Regions from separate parts of the Homo sapiens genome. Here region 2 is linked to region 1. A link is a loop called in an ENCODE intact Hi-C map of the cell type or tissue named here. Cell type or tissue: chondrocyte. All regions are shown on one strand.

Region 1 (8,000 bases):
CTTAGGTGTTTCTTTTGGTCTAGGGATGCTGTGAAAAAATGACTGAGGTGCTAGCAATTTTGTGAACTTTCAGCTCTAACAATGTTGAACCTAGGACAGATAACAGTGATATAAATAAAGATGTAGATTTTGTAGTGGGTATATACTGATAATAACAAATGGTTAATCAAAATAGTTGAGACTACATCTTGTAGACAAACATGCAACTCCCCAGGAAACCAATTCTTTAATTAGTTAATTCCTAGTTATCCTCAAAGTTCAATTTAAATATAACCTCTTCCAAGAAGCCTTCTTTAATTTATAACTTTTCTACTCCCATACTAAGTACTATCTAGATAAGGAGCCTCTCATCTAGGTTTCAAAAACCCTCTGTTTACCCTATCACAGCATCTCAGAAATGTTGATTTTCTTGTCCCTACTAGAGCTTGTGGGCAGAGACCAGGTCTAAATGAATTTTGGGTCTTTGGAACTTTGGCACAGTATCTAGCACAATATAGGTGCTCAGAGGATATTTGTTAATGAATTAATGAAACACAGAAAGAATATATAAGTAATAGTGACCAATGTTTACTATTAACTTTATAGGCCAGGTGCAGTGGCTTATGCTTGTAATACCACCACTTTGGGAGGCCAAAGTGTGAGGATTGCTTGAGGCCAGGAGTTCGAGAATAATCTGGGCAACACAATGAAACTTCATCTCTACTAAAAATAAAACACAATAAATGATAATTAATAATAATTTTACAGGTTCTTCCAGAGTTACTCCTAAAGATGATTTAGTTAACTTATAACTTAAAAATGACCTAGTGTGATTTTCAATTTACATTAAGTTCAGAAAGGGAATAGAGACAACCAAGGGTGAAGAGCAGCAGTCACCTTTGGTCACAGGAACAGGTAGAGCTGAACCTAGAATCCAGGGCTCCTGCATTTTTTTTTTTCTATACCACATACTGCACCTGGTCACCAGCAATTACAGTGTAAAGTTCTTCTGGATAGGATCCTCTTTTTATATCTTTCTGCAACCCTTTAAGAACAGAACCTTTGGACACTCAAACCCAAGGAATAGTTACCATAATGTATTAGTCAGGGTTCTCCAGAGAAACAGAACCGGTAGATAGATATGTGGAGAATCATTTTTTTTAATTTTTTAATTTTTTTTTTGAGACAGGGTCTTGCTCTGTCACCCAGGCTGGAGTGAAGTGGCACAAACACAGCTCACTGCAGCCTCGACCTCCTGGGCTCAAGTGATCCTCTTGCCTCAGCCTCCCATGTAGCTGGGACCACAGGTGTGCACCACCATGCTTGGCTAATTTATTGATTTTATTTTTGGAGAGACAAGGTCTCACTTTGTTGCCCAGGCTGGTCTTGAACTCCTGGGCTTAAGCGATCCTTCCACCTCAGTCTCCCAAAGTGCCGGGATTACAAGTGTGAACCACTGCACTTGGCCTAATGAGAGGATAATTATTATAGGAATTGGCTCACACGGTTAAGGGAGGCAAGAAGTCTCATGTCTGCTGTTTGCAAGCTGGAGAACCAGGAAACCTGGTGGTGTAATACAGTCCTAGTCTGGAGGCCTGAGAATTGGAGGACTGATGATATAAGTTTCTGTCTGAATACTAAAGTTTGAGAACCAGGAGCACCCATCTTTGAGAGCAGGAAAAGATGGATGTTTCCGATCGAGCAGAGAGAGTGAATTTGGCCTTTCTCCACACTTGTGTTCTGTTCAGGCCTCAACGAATTGGATGATGTCCACTGACATTGGGAAGGGCCATCTGCTTTACTCAGCTCACCAATTCAAATGATAATCTCTTCCATAAACTCTCTCACAGACACACTCAGAAATAATGTTTTGCCAGCTATTTGGGCATCTCTTGCCCCAGTCAAGTTGACACATAAAATTAACCATCACACATAGTTTACTTGATTGAGGCATAGTCTGAGGGAAATTACAACCAATTAAAGATGGAAGAAACTTTACAAACTCAATACAATGTGAAACACAGAAATACTGAAAAAAGAACACAGAAAACAGTCAATTTCTTTGAATTTTGAGTTTGTTTATTCTTAGTTATTGTGAATATTTCAAATATCAATTTTTGTTGAATTCATTCACTCATTTAACTTAAATTGGCCACCCATTATTTGCTAGGCACCACCCTAGGAAAACACAAAGGTTCCTGGAGCTTTCTGTGTATTAGAAGAGAAAGATATTACATAAATAATCATTTTGTTGTGATTGGGAATAATTGTCAAGAAGATAAACACAGTGTGCTTTTGGAATGTATTAGACAACTTTACCCCCACCAGAATGGCTAAAACTAATAACCCTGACCATATCAAATATTGTGGAGCAACTGGAACTCTCAAGCATTGCTGGTGGGGATTTAATATGATCCAGTCACTTTGGTAAACAATTTGGCAGGTTCTTCTAAAGTTAAACATACAACTTACAAGACCTAGTAATGCCAGTCCTTGGTATTTATTTACCCATGAGAGAAGAAAATATATCCACACAAAAACTTGTGCACTAACCGTTGTAGCAGCTTTATTCATAATTATAAAAAATAGGAAACAACCCAAATATCTACCAACAAGTGAATGGATCGACAAATGGTAGTGATTCCACAGAATGGAAAGCAATAAAAAGGAATGGACTTCTGAGACACCAACAGCGCTGGATGGACCCCAAACGTTATGCTAAAAGAAACCAGACTCCAAAGAAGCACAGACTGTATGAAGTTCAGGAACAGGGAAAACTATGTTACCATGCTAGAAATCAAATTAGAATTGCCTAGGGAAGAGCAGATAATTGGGAAGTGTCCTGGGACTTCCTGGGGTGTTGGAAACGTGCTGTACCCTCACTGGGGTGGCGGTTCCACGGGTGAATACATTTGCCGAAACTCATGAAGTGTACGCTGAAAATCTGTGCGTTTTACTTTAGGCAAACCTAAGTTTTGTTTTGTTTTGTTTTTTTAAGTATTACACAGTGACTGTGGTGGTGGCTGGAAGCAGAAGTCAGGAGTGTATTCTTTTTTTTTTTTTTTTTTAAACCGGCAGTGGGGGCGGGAAAGGGGGATGCCAAGTACTTTCCTAAGTGTTGAATACAAGTGGAGGCAAACTTGGAAACGTTCCACATTTCACAGGGCGAGGGCAGGGTGCCCTGACAGCGGCTAGCAAAGAACGGCCCGCCTCCCAGGGGGCTCGGCCCAACTCGGACCCCAAGTCTCCCTAGAGGTCCTATCGCTCCCAGCGGTTTCCGCAGCCACCTCCACCACCTCCGCAGCAAAACGCTAGCCGGACTGGAGGGCCCTCGCCGGCGTCGTGCTGACGTCACGCGCGTGCTGACGTCGCCCGCGGCCGCGGCCTCTGAAGCGGGCTGGGGATCGGGGGGCGCCGAGTTTGACTAGTTTGGGGGCGGCTGGGCGCTTGGCGTTCCTCCCGCCGCCCGCTGCGCCCCGCAAGCCGCGCCCCTGGCGGGCTAAGTGAGTCCCGCCCGCTCCCGCGGGGACCCGCACTGGAGGCTGGGCGGCTCTCGGCGAAAGTTGGCCGCTCACAGACTGGCAGGCGGGCGGGCGGCCGCAGCCATGGAGCCCCGCAGCATGGAGTACTTCTGCGCCCAGGTGCAGCAGAAGGACGTCGGCGGCCGGCTGCAGGTCGGCCAGGAGCTCCTGCTCTACCTTGGCGCCCCCGGCGCCATCTCGGACCTGGAGGAGGACCTGGGCCGCCTAGGCAAGACAGTCGACGCGCTCACCGGCTGGGTGGGTTCGAGCAACTACCGGGTAAGCGACGGCGGCGAGGCTGGGCTGGTCACGCCCTCCGCGGCAGCCCTTTAATCCCGGACGCGAGCGCCGGGCCGGGAAAGCTCCCGTCCGAACCACTGCTTAAGAGGGGAAACACACTTTGGGAAGCACAGGCGGGCGGATCACGAGGTCAGGAGTTCGAGACCAGCCTGACCAACATGGTGCAACCCCGTCTCTACTAAAAATACAAAAATTAGCCGGGCGTGGTGGCGGGCGCCTGTAATCCCAGCTACCCAGGAGGCTGAGGCAGGAGAATCGCTTGAATCTAGCAGGCAGAGGTTGCAGTGAGCCGAGATCGAGCCACTGCACTCCAGCCTGGGCGACAGAGTGAGACTCTGTCTCAAAAAAAGTAAAAAATAAATAAAAATAGGGGAAACAGGGGGGTCCCGCGTCCCCACTGGGCAGACCGCCTCTTCGTACGCGAGCCGAGGACTGACTTGTGACCACATTTTTCTACACTTGTGGACAATGACAAATTCAGCGATTCCGTGACACGTTGCGGAGTTACTAGGACACAATGTTGATCACTTATTTTGAAAAAAAAATCAGTGAAAGACTTCGACATTTGTGTTCACCTGTGTAAACACTACCCAGACCAACAGATAGGACATTAGGATACGATTTTAGGTTGATGTGTCTTAGTAGATAGGCTAATGCTGGGGGGGAAAAAGTTACAAAGATGAGGTGCGAGAAAGAATGAGCCTTTCTGAAGAGTTGGTGGTAGGCAGGGTGTAATGTAGCCGCGTTGGGAGGCCAGGTAAATATTTTGTATTTAACTTGCCCCGTAGTCGTTAGTAGTTACTTTTCTTTCTTGTCTTCTGGTGGCAGTGTTGCTTTAAAATGCTGACTGCAGCTTCCCATGGATGAAGTGATTCTTCTTAGTAACATATTCTCATGATCCAGCGAATAGGCTGTACTTTGAAACCTTTTATTCAAAAAGAGAAGAAAGACAAACTCTAGAATTATGACGCAGATTTAATGGTAAAGCCCAGATGAGTTTTGGAAAGGTTAGACTTTTTACAAGGACAATAAAGTTTGAGAGTTACCCACGTCGATGCTTCATTACATACCATCTCTTGATTATTATTTTTAAAACGTTTGGGGAAAAGGTAATTTAATAATATATCATTACCATTTGGGAGATTATTTCTTTGGAAGAAACAAGCTAAATTTACTCTGTAAGAAAGGCATATACATATTCACACTCAAGATAGTTGATTTTATGCTACAGCATAGACTGTTGTAGAAAGACAGCGCTTTGGTAATGTTTGCACCCCTTCCGAAGTTAAGATTGGTGTGCCATCTTCTACACGGGCTGTTGTGAATTGGCTTTGGGCCATTTCACTCCTCAGATGTACCTCAGTGAATGACAGTTGAGCAATCACGCTGATATTCTGTGATACCACAGTATGCTAGTTTTCTGTTATGCCTCTAAGCCCTACTTCTACTCGGTGCTGTGTTTTTAACTGTTCTTTAAGAGTTAGAATCCATCAGGGGTCTCATCCGGGTTCTTTTCTGTTTTCACTACGTATTTTCTCCATGCTCCTCACTAGATAATGTAGCCCAAGACAATTTCAGCAGTCAGAAGAGAACTGCCATAGTCTCCCACCACCTGTCTATACACTTCCTTGTAGCTGTGACCATATAATCTTCCTTTTTCCTTGTTAGAATAGATAAATTGCCTGTTTTCCTCATTTATGCAATTCCCTCCACGAAAGTATTAGATTCCATGCCTTCTTGCTTACTCAAGGACATTGATCCATCAATTCTGCTCTCTTTCCTAAATCACTAGTTCTTCCCTTTCTGTTGAATTCTATAGCATAGAAACTTTTCTGACATTGCTAGGGAAAGGGCATTCTAATTAATCTGTTGCTTTAAGTTTTATAAGCTAAGTTACCCAACTGGGTAATCTTTTTTTTTTTTTTTTTTTTTTTTTTTTACTTAAGATACAATAAAACATACTTAACTGTTTTAAAAAGTGTGTCATAGGAGCTTTTGAACATACAAATAGAATCATACTTCAATTTCAGTTTATACTGAACAAAATACAGTTTTTCTTTGAATTGGTAGTACTTCAGAATCTGAGTGTCTTAACAGTCATTGTGTTAGTAAATTTGAGTGCCTCCTGTATGCTGGGTATTCAAGATGCTAAGGATCCATCCAGCTTTGAACAAGACAAGGCCCATTCATTCAGCTGCATTAGGATATTTATCGATGACCTATTATTATCAGGAACTTACTCTTCTAGGCATTGCAGATACAATGTGAAAAAAAGACAAATCCTTGTCTTTGTGGACTTAGATTCTAGTAGGAGGAGAGGAATAAGCAGGAAAGATAAATAAAATGTATAGTGTGTTAGATGGTGATAAGTGGTTTGGAGAAAAAAACAATGAAGGGAATAGGGAATACTAGGCAAGATGCATATGTTGGAATTTTAAATAGTTGGTCGTTAAAGACCTCATTGAGAAGGTGACTTAACAGAAGATGGGAAAGTGAGATCCCTGCCATTGCATTAGAAAGAGGTAGACAGGTATAGAAATTAGATCATTTCAGATAGCATGTGCTTGTAAATCAACATGGTATGAAATGATTATGAGACTCTACTTTGGGTGGTCAAGAAAGGTGACATGTGAGTGCAGACACTGAAGAAACATAAGAGTCAAGAATGATTGAAGCAGAGGAAACAGCAAATTCAGAGACCCTAGTTTTGTTGAGGAACATAAAGCCAGCCTGGCTAGAGTTTAAATGAGTGAGGTGTTAAGAAAGACGAAGTTGAGGAAGCAGCTGTAAAGTCATAGGATTTTATTCTAAATGTGGTGGCAGTAACTGGGCAGGTATAACATCATAGGATTTTATTCTAAATATGGTGGAGGTATAACATCATAGGATTTTATTCTAAATATGGTGGAGGTAACTGGGCGTGGTGGCTTATGCCTGTAGTCCCAGCTACTTGGGAGGCTGAGACAGAAGGCTCACTTGAGGCCAGGAGTTTGAGACCAGCCTGGGCAACATAACAAATTCCTGTCTAAAAAAAAATAAATACAGTGGGGGGTTTTATGTGTGTAAAGGGTGGCTGCTTTGTGGAGAGTCGACTATAAAGGAATAACAGAAGCAGCAGAGAGATAATCGTGGCTAGGCCTGGTTTGATAGCAATGGCAATGCTGAGAAGTGGAAAATTTGGGCTGTGATTTGGTGGTAGATCCGACAGGAGCTCCTGGTGGATTGGGTTTGAGGGTTGAAAGAAAGAGAGGAATTATGGATAATTGCCTTGATTGAGCAGTAGGTTAGATTGTGCTATTTATTGAAATAGGGAAGACTGAGAGAAGAACAAATAAATTGGGTGACGGATGTAAAAAGTTTAGTTTTTACTGTGTTAGGTGTGAGAAGACTGTTACAAGTTGAGATGATAGACAGTTGGGGTCCCAAGTTCAATGGAGAAGTCATAATTGAAGATTCAAAATATGGAAATAGGCATATATGTAATATATGTAGTCTGACATTTGACTTTTACTAAGAACAGTCCTGCAATTTCAGGAGTTCTCAAATTTTTAAATGGCATTATGGCAATAAAATTTGCCTCATAAAATACAGTTAAGTACGATAACCACCATTTACAGAGTCCTTAGTGAGTACCAGGCACTGTCTCAAATGCTTTATTTGCATTGTCTCATTTAATTTTTGAGATGGCCTTAGGAAACCAGCATACTATTATTTTCCTTTTTTTGTAGAAAAGGAGACATAAGTATATTGCTTTAGGCCATAGACCTGGTAAATTAGTGAAGGAGGTGCTTGAGCCTAGGGAGATTAGAATATCCATATTCCTTTTCTCTACTTTTATAAACCTCTTCAATATCCTGTTATTTGCCAGCTCTACTTTTACTTTTGTATATTATGAGGATTAGTAACATTTACATTTCATCTGCAACCATAGAGTAAGTTGACGTTAAAAAATGGAGAAAACACAGCCTGAGCAAGATAGTGAGACCTCATCTCTACCAAAAAATTAGCCCAGGATATTGAGACTGCAGTGAGCCGTGATTGGGCCACTGTACTCCAGCCTGGGCAACAGAGCCAGACCCTGTCTCAGGGGAGAGAAAAAAAAAAAAGTGAAAACATTTATAACTATGTAGCGCTATGTAGTGCAGGGCTGTGTGCTAGCATTTCATGTATTTTCTCAGAATTCAAAATCATAGCCCCTTT
Region 2 (8,000 bases), 580 kb after region 1:
TCTTGCCATGTGACATACGCCAGCTCCCCCTTTGCCATGACCATAAGCTTCCTGAGACCTCACCAGAAGCCAAGCAGATGCCATTGCCACACTTCCTGTGCCACCATGCCCAGCTAACTTTTAAATTTTCTGTAGAGACAGAGTCTCACTATGTTACTCAGGCTAGTCTTGGGCTCAAGCAATCCTCCTGCCTTGGCCTCCCAAAGTGCTGGGATTACAGGCATGAACCACTGCACCCAGCCAGGTATTTCTTTACAGTGATGCAAAAATGGCCTAACATAATACCTATGTATATACTCCTAGGTATAAAAAACTGGAAAGCTTATGTTCAAACAAAAATTTGTACACAAATGGTCATAGCATCATTATTCAAAATAGCCAAAAAGTGGAACCAACCCAAACATCCATCAACTGAAGAATGGATAAACAGAATGCGGTACATCCAAAAGAAGAATATTACTTGGTAGTACAGAGGAAATTTTACAGGCAACATGTTCAACATGGCTGAACTTTGAAAACATATGCTCAGTGAAAGAAGCCAGTCACAAAAGACCACATACCCTATATTTCCATTTATATGAAATGTCCACAACAGGCAAATCCACAGAAACAGAAAGTAGATTAGAGTCTTCCAGGGGCTGGAGGTGGAGGCAGGAGTGGGAATGTTGGCCCAGAGGAGAAATGGGAAGTGACTTAGCTATGGAGTTTCTTTTGGGGGCAATAAAAATGTTCTAAAGTTAAATAACAGTGATGGATGCAAAATTTTGTGGATATAACAAGTACAACTGAATTGTATACTTTAAAAAGGAGAATTTCATTTTTTGTGAATAATATCTAAATAAAGCTGTTTTAGAAAAATATAACAAGAGAAACTGCTCACATAATAATATAAAGTGAAAAAGTCATGAGACATAATTATAGCTGAGTTTATAATAAATATGTAGAAAAACAAATTTAAAACTATAAAATTTTTTCTTTAATAATAAAAAAATGGAAAGATATATACCAAAATATCCATATTAGCTTGCCTCTAGATAACTGGGAACTCAACTTCTCTTACCTTTTCTAAATATATTTTTCTATACTTTCCTTTTTTTTTTTTTTGAGGCAGGGTCTTACTCCAATTGCCGAGTCTGGAGTGCAATGGCGCAATATCAGCCTCAAACTCCCCAGACTCCTTCAGCCTTCCAAGTAGCTAGGACTACGGGTGCACTCCACCATACCCAGCTAATTTTTTTGTATTTTTTGTAGAGACGAGGTTTTACCATGTTGCCCAGGCTGGTCTTGAACTCCTGGTCTCAAGCAATCACCTGCTTTGGCCTCCCAAATGCTGAGATCACAGGTGTGAGCCACTACACCCAGCCTCTGCTATACTTTGTAAACCACAGTGGCCAATCTTGTTGGTATCTGGCTGGTGTTCCTTCCTTTAGGGAATGGGGGAATGGCCCCTGTGGCATCTTGGGATCCTGTCTCAGGCTCTGCTTCAAGGATACCCAAACCAAGACATAGGCATTGCATCACTTTCCAGTTTAGAAAGCATTTCCACATGCAACACAGTATTTTATTCTCACAACCCTGGGAGGGCAGTATTATTATTCCCATTTTATAGATAAAGAACTGAGACTCAGTTGTTTAATGCCAGTGATGAGTTCATCCCATACATATTTATAGACAGAAAACAAATTCCACGAAGATGTCTTATTCAGAGGTACTTCACCTAAAACGGGTATAGGAAGAGCAGACCTGGAGGCTCAGGAAACTTGCTGGCCCCATGCTCCTCATCTATAAAGCGAAGGATCAGACCAGAGCAAGCTCACAGCTCTCTTCGAGCTCCAATAGCTGACAAGTCCCCAGCTTTCTCAGTAAGCATTTTCCAGTTTGTTCCAAACAAATACTCTAAATACTACCGCTAATGATGGCTTTTCTGTGACCAGACTCATCACAAAATGACCACTCCATAACCAGTTGAGTCAGGGTCAGAAAAGGGGTCAGCTGAGTAAGGTGGAATCAGGAATTTCAAGCAATTCTAGAGAATGACAAAATGCTTACAGTAAAGATGCAATTTAGAAAAAATAATAATAGCAATAGTCTAGCAGAAAAATTGGGGTGTGAGTATCCATGTCTCTTCAGAGTGCTGAGCAATTAAAAATTCACTGTTTTTATATAAAGTGAAAAGATGAAGAATGACCACTGTGAATTCCTGGAGTGTGGCCCCACACCCGTTTCGCTATCAGGAAATGTGGCACTCCTGCCTAGGTTTCCTAGAAAGCCGCTCTTTCCCATGCCAGCATTCTGACTGTCACTGAAACACCCACAGGAACTGTCTTTCTCAAGGTCCCCTCTGTTTCTTACTTCAGGGAGGACTCAGCCTTCCAGTGATTCTAGCAAAGATGTGAGTAATATTTTCTCGTAGCCACCAGACATGTGCTAAGCATGAAAACTTACCTCATCATCATCCATTATATTTTCCTTAGCAAAGTCATACAGCTCCTTCTGGAGTGTGGTCACATTAAAGAACTGAACTGCTTCCTGTTCAGACACAACAGAGAACAGTTTATAGGACCAACCTTTTCATCTTAGAACTGGGAGGAGGGAGGAACAGGATATGGGGTTTTTTCTAAGGTGATGAAAATGTTTAAAATTAGATAGTGGTAATGGCTGTACAACTCTGAATATACTAACAACCACTGAATTGTACACTTTAAAAAGGTGAATTCTATCCTATATAAATTATATCTCAATTTTTAAAAAAGAGTGGCCAGCCCTCAGTGGAAGACAAACTTATGAAAATCAAGATGGCATATAGAAATCCCAATGAAAATACAAGAGCAAAGATCAATTAGAAAAAATCTTTTGAAAGTAATATATAATGAATGGGGTTCACTGACAACACATGCTAAGTGGTGAGTTTGCCTATCAAGGGAATTAAATGATGGTCCATCCGCAAAAGAGACTACCAGGGAGCTGTTAAAGGATAATAATTAAGATGATACATGGATGTGACATGGAGAAATATTCACGACAAATTGTCAGAAAGACAAAGTTGCAAAAAGTTGTAAAACTATGTAAATATGACCTTGTTTTTATAAAAATACACAAATATTTACTATATATATGAGTAAATATATACCTTTAAAGCAGGAGATAAAGAGATGGCACAGGCTGGGCGCAGTGGCTCATGCCTGTAAATCCCAGCACTTTGAAAGGCTGAGGTGGGCAGATCACCTGAAGCCAGGAGTTCGAGACTAGCCCAGCGAAACCCCATCTCTACTAAAACTACAAAAATTAGTGTGATATGTTGGTGCACGCCTGTAATCCCAGCTACTCGGGAGGCTAAGGCAAGAGAATCGCTTGAACCCAGGAGGCAGAGGATGCAGTGAGCCAAGATCACGCCACTGCACTCTAGCCTGGGTGACAGAGCAAGACTCTGTCTCAAAAAAAAAAAAAAAGAGAGAGAGAAGGTGTAGGATTACGAGAGAATTTTGTTTTCCGAGAGAGAAAGAAGGTGTAGGATTATGAGAGAATTTTGTTTTCAAAGTAAAATATTTCTGTAATGTTTGAAATTTGTAGAGTTTTTACAGATTCAGAAATCAGAATGAAGCAGTAAAATGTTAAAACACACACATGCACAAAACTACAGAAAAAAATGACTTTTCCTTGATTTCCTTTTTTTTGGCGCAATCTCGGCTCACAGCAACCTCTGCCCCTGGGTTCAAGCGATTCTTCTGCCTCAGCCTCCCAAGTAGCTGGGACTACAGCCACGTGCCACCACGCCTGGCTAATTTTTGTATGTTTAGTAGAGATGGGGTTTCACCGTGTTGGCCAGGCTGGTCTCGAACTCCTGACATCATGATCCGCCCGCCTCGGCCTCCCAAAGTGCTGGGATTACAGGCATGAGTCACCGCGCCCAGCCCCTTTATTTCCAAAATAACCCTTTCTCTTAAGGCACGAGGTAGTCTCCAGAAGGCAAGAATGAAGAGAAAAGGGAAGGTGTGGTGCACCAGACTTACAGGTCTGGGCTGGAAGTGCTCATCCGAGAGGCCCCAAGTGTCCCTGTGGTACTGGTAATACACCAGGTTCTGCTGCATGACCTTGTCATTCTGATCAAAGAGCAGATAGCTGACTGCACAGGGGGCTGCATTCTTCAGGTCGTTCACTAGGGTTGGGAAGAAAAGACAAATGAAGAAATCAGCAAACCACACCCTATAATTTCTCTGCTTCTAAACAAAAAGGCCATATGAACAAGCCCCTTCTCCACAGTCCTTCTTCAGAGAGCCTGGGGCCGACTGGCAGCCCTGGGTGGGCAGGCCACAGATGGGGTCTCCACGGCAGCCTGGAGGCCAGGCTTGAAACTTAGTTCTAGTTAGGCACATGCCTATGGAGAAATGCCTATGTTCCACTTCCAGCTCTGGTGACCTGAGCTGGTCTCAGGTCCCTGGAAGCAGCTGGAAAAAGCTGGATTGTCCTGGGGCTGAGGGAGATAGGGAGGATGTGCTCAGCAAACAGGTGTCTCATCTGGGTCCTAGAGTGTCTGGATCCCATCTGGATGGGACCACAGTCTCCAGATCTAGGTTAGCTCCCCTACAGCTAAACCAGACCTGGAAAACCCAAAGGATGGTGGAGCCTCTGGGTTGGAGGGGATTTGGAAAGTCGCCTAGTTTTGCCACCTCCTGAGGTTGGAACTCCCACCTCCAGCCTCTCTGCTTGGTGTTGCCCACCTGTGACAGTACCTTCAGCATAGGGATTTTGCAGGGCTTGGGATTTGTCTTGGGAGTGCAGGATGAGGAAGAGGTGATGAGACACAAGCCCCTGGTATGTATTCTGGCACATTCCACTCTAATTTACACAACAGTACCTTTGCTAAAGCTGTGGTTGGCCGGAGAAGCCAAAGCTTGGGTATGAATAAATTGTGCCACCCAGTGGCTGTTTCCTGTAATGACTACTTTAAAGCCAGCTCTTAGGGACATTTACTCTTCAAATATAAATAATACCACCTGCCCTCAAGCAATGTAGCATGGTAGGTGGTCTAGAAAAAATTCAAAACGGGGCAGATTTTCAGGAAGCTCATTTCAGGAAGTACACTTCATTCATACTGTTGATCCCCGAAAGCAGATTTCCTGGGAAGCAGCAAGCATAGCTAGAGGCCTCAGTCCACCAGTGTTGATAAGTCTTTGCCAGTTTCTGATATGCAGGGCGATTTTCAGGGCACGTGAGGATTTCAGAGGCCCAGGGAGCTGCCAGAGCCCGCATGCATCCAGAACACTTCTAAATTCCTAGTGTTCTAGCTTTATACATTTAGAACCAAGCCATGCTCAGTGAGCTAGAAGACCTTATGGCTTTTTATATTTATATAATACATATTCTTTTTCTTTTTCTGACCTTCAGGGTGCAAGGCTTACGTGTTCTGAAGAGGATGGGAGGTGAGATAAAGAGGAACCCCCCCCCGCAAAAAAAAAACACAATTACCACAGTGGGAAAGGAGGGCTAAAGCCAAGATCACCTCTCTCACTCTTCCCAAGGCACCCTGAGACCAGCCACTCCTGAGTGTGAAGGGGCGACCCAGGGGATCTATTCTAGCCAGAAACCTGCCACCGCTAGACCCTGGCATTTCATTAGGGCAGAGGAAGTCCTACTGCCACTTTCCCTAATAATTCTTCTGTGCTTGGAACTGAACTGCCAAGGGACACACTGCTTGAACAAGTGGCACTTGGCAAAGTCAGGTACAGGGAGAGGAGGAAAAGCCGAAACACGCAGGCTCTGAAGTCTAACCCTGAACTTCCTTCTCTCCCACGTTTGCTTCCCATTGTCCACTAGAACGTTCTGATTGAGAAACTCCCATTTCAGATCAAGGGAGGACCAACTAGAATGAAACTAACAGGACGGGCGCAGTGGCTCACACCTGTAATCCCAGCACTTTGGGAGGCTGAAGTGGGTGGATCACTTGAGGTCAGGAGTTCAAGACTAGCCTGGCCAAGATAGTGAAACCACATATCTACTAAAATTACAAAAAATTAGCTAGGCGTGGTGGCACACACCTGTAATCCCAGCTACTCAGGAGGCTGAGGAAGGGGAATCACTTGAACCTGGGAGGCGGAGGTTGCAGTAAGTCAAGATCACACCACTGCACTCCAGCCTGGGCAACAGAGCAAGACTCTGTCTCAAAAAAAAAAAAAAAAAAAAAAAAAGAAAAGAAAAGAAAGAAAGAAAAAAGAAAAGAAAATAAACTCTAACAGTCTGAAAAGTAAAGCTAGTGATAAGGAGGAAGGGAAATAATGATAACAAAAACAAACACACAGTTTGCTATGTGCCAGTGTGGGAATACCCCAGACATTTCACATCTATTAACTCATTTACTCCTCAGGACAATCCTATGAGGTTAGTACTACAATCTCTATTCACAATGAGGAAACTAAAGCACAGAGAAGCTAGTAAGTGATAAGGCTGAAATCGAACCCAGGCACTGTGGTTACAGGCTCTGCCCTGAATCACTAAGCCATGCTGCCTTTTTGTGCAAAGCATAGCACCAGGGTTGTCAGTGGACCTTGATGAACTCTCAACAACCGTAGCTAAGAGTTATTACCTCTATTTTACAGTCTTAGAAGGACTAAGTGCCTCACCCAAGATGTCACAGAAGATTACTTACACTTATAATAGGCAAACTGCAAGTAATGATACATGGTAGCCACAAATTTCTCAACCGGATAGCCTCCTATAACTGGGGTGAGGTTCTCTTCACACTGTATTTTGCATTCCAGAACTTCTACATAATGATCTGAAACAAAACATATAAATTTTCAGAGCAGTGGATCCATTACTTTCTTAATATGCTACTGCCTCCTGCCCAAATGAAAAAGTTAAAAGAAAAATATTTACAGGCCGGGCGCGGTGGCTCACGCCTGTAATCCCAGCACTTCGGGAGGCTGAGGCGGGCGAATCACAAGGTCAGGAGGATCGAGACCATCCTGGTTAACACAGTGAAACCCTGTCTCACTAAAAATACAAAAAATTAGCTGGGCGTCGTGGTGGGCGCCTGTGGTCCCAGCTACTCAGGAGGCTGAGGCAGAAGAATGGCGTGAACCCGGAAGGTGGAGCTTGCAGTGAGCCGAGATCGCGCCACTGCACTCCAGCCTGGGCAACAGAGCAAGACTCCGTCTCCAAAAAAAAAAAAAAAAAAAGAAAAAGAAAAATATTTTCAACACCTACAAGGAGCTGAAAATCTTTAATATACAAAGTTGTTTCAAATCAATATGAAAAAGATGAACATCCACTATATAAATGGCCAAATGATATTAATAGAAATTATTAAAATGTCTAAAAAACATTGAGAGACACTACACCTCTTTTGTAATTAGGAAATACAATTACCCCCAAAATAATTTAAACTACCAAATTGCAAAAGTTTTACAAATTCATACTGTAGTATTAAGAAGAGAACAGTGAAACTTACACTCTCATATTCTGTTGATGGAAGCAAAACAGGAACAAACTTTTTGGAGAACAATTTGGCAAAATTTATCAAAGGTTAAAATACACATATTTTCCAACCCAGCTGTCTACTTCTAGGAAATTTTCTTTAGACACAGGCATACATAAACACTGTTTATAACAACAAACAAACAAACTTGTAAGTACCTAAATGCCAATCAATAGGATGAGGATTAATAAATTACAGTATATAAAAATAACAGAATCTACACAGCCTTTGAAAGAGAGTAAGGTGAACCTAAATATAGTCAAAGACTACAATTCCCATGCAGCTAGGTTGGGGCCATATGACTAGTCGTGGCCAATGACATGTTGAGAGTAACAATTAAGGAATGCTACTTCCAGGCCTAATCCCTAAAATCTCCCACATGATCCTTGGCTCCCTCCCTTTTCTCCCTTTATGCAGCTAGAAGCAAAAGACTCCAGAAGGGTTGCACACATTTCATAAGACTGTGGAGGAACAGGCACTTTCAAACATTGCTGGTAGGAAGTACAAAATGATACCTTAAAACACT

What was found. A loop is a pair of places that touch in the nucleus more often than their neighbours do. Peaks named below come from ENCODE experiments on the same cell type or tissue, not always from the same donor. Only the 100,000 strongest peaks of a DNase experiment are listed, where the experiment ranks them.
Region 2: it touches region 1 in a loop (5-fold over the local background); 14 of 110 quality-filtered maps call a loop at or near these places.

The regions. Positions count from the first base shown.
Region 1 is chr3:33,713,587-33,721,586 of GRCh38, reverse strand. It overlaps CLASP2 (cytoplasmic linker associated protein 2), which reads left to right and starts at 3,333. Exons shown (of 39, transcript NM_001365631.1): 1 at 3,333-3,779. The coding sequence starts at 3,585. RefSeq lists an enhancer at 2,972-3,061 and a silencer at 3,262-3,601. In chondrocyte, CTCF peaks have their summits at 3,462, 4,400 and 4,608; DNase peaks (open chromatin) are centred at 3,526 and 3,746.
Region 2 is chr3:33,128,711-33,136,710 of GRCh38, reverse strand. CRTAP (cartilage associated protein) reads right to left here. Exons shown (of 7, transcript NM_006371.5): 4 at 6,644-6,772; 5 at 4,011-4,156; 6 at 2,446-2,529. Among named protein-coding and RNA genes, the nearest start is that of CRTAP, 19 kb to the right of the region's middle. RefSeq lists enhancers at 2,345-2,414, 4,972-5,021. In chondrocyte, CTCF peaks have their summits at 2,510 and 4,906 (motif pointing left); no DNase peak of the experiment used is centred here.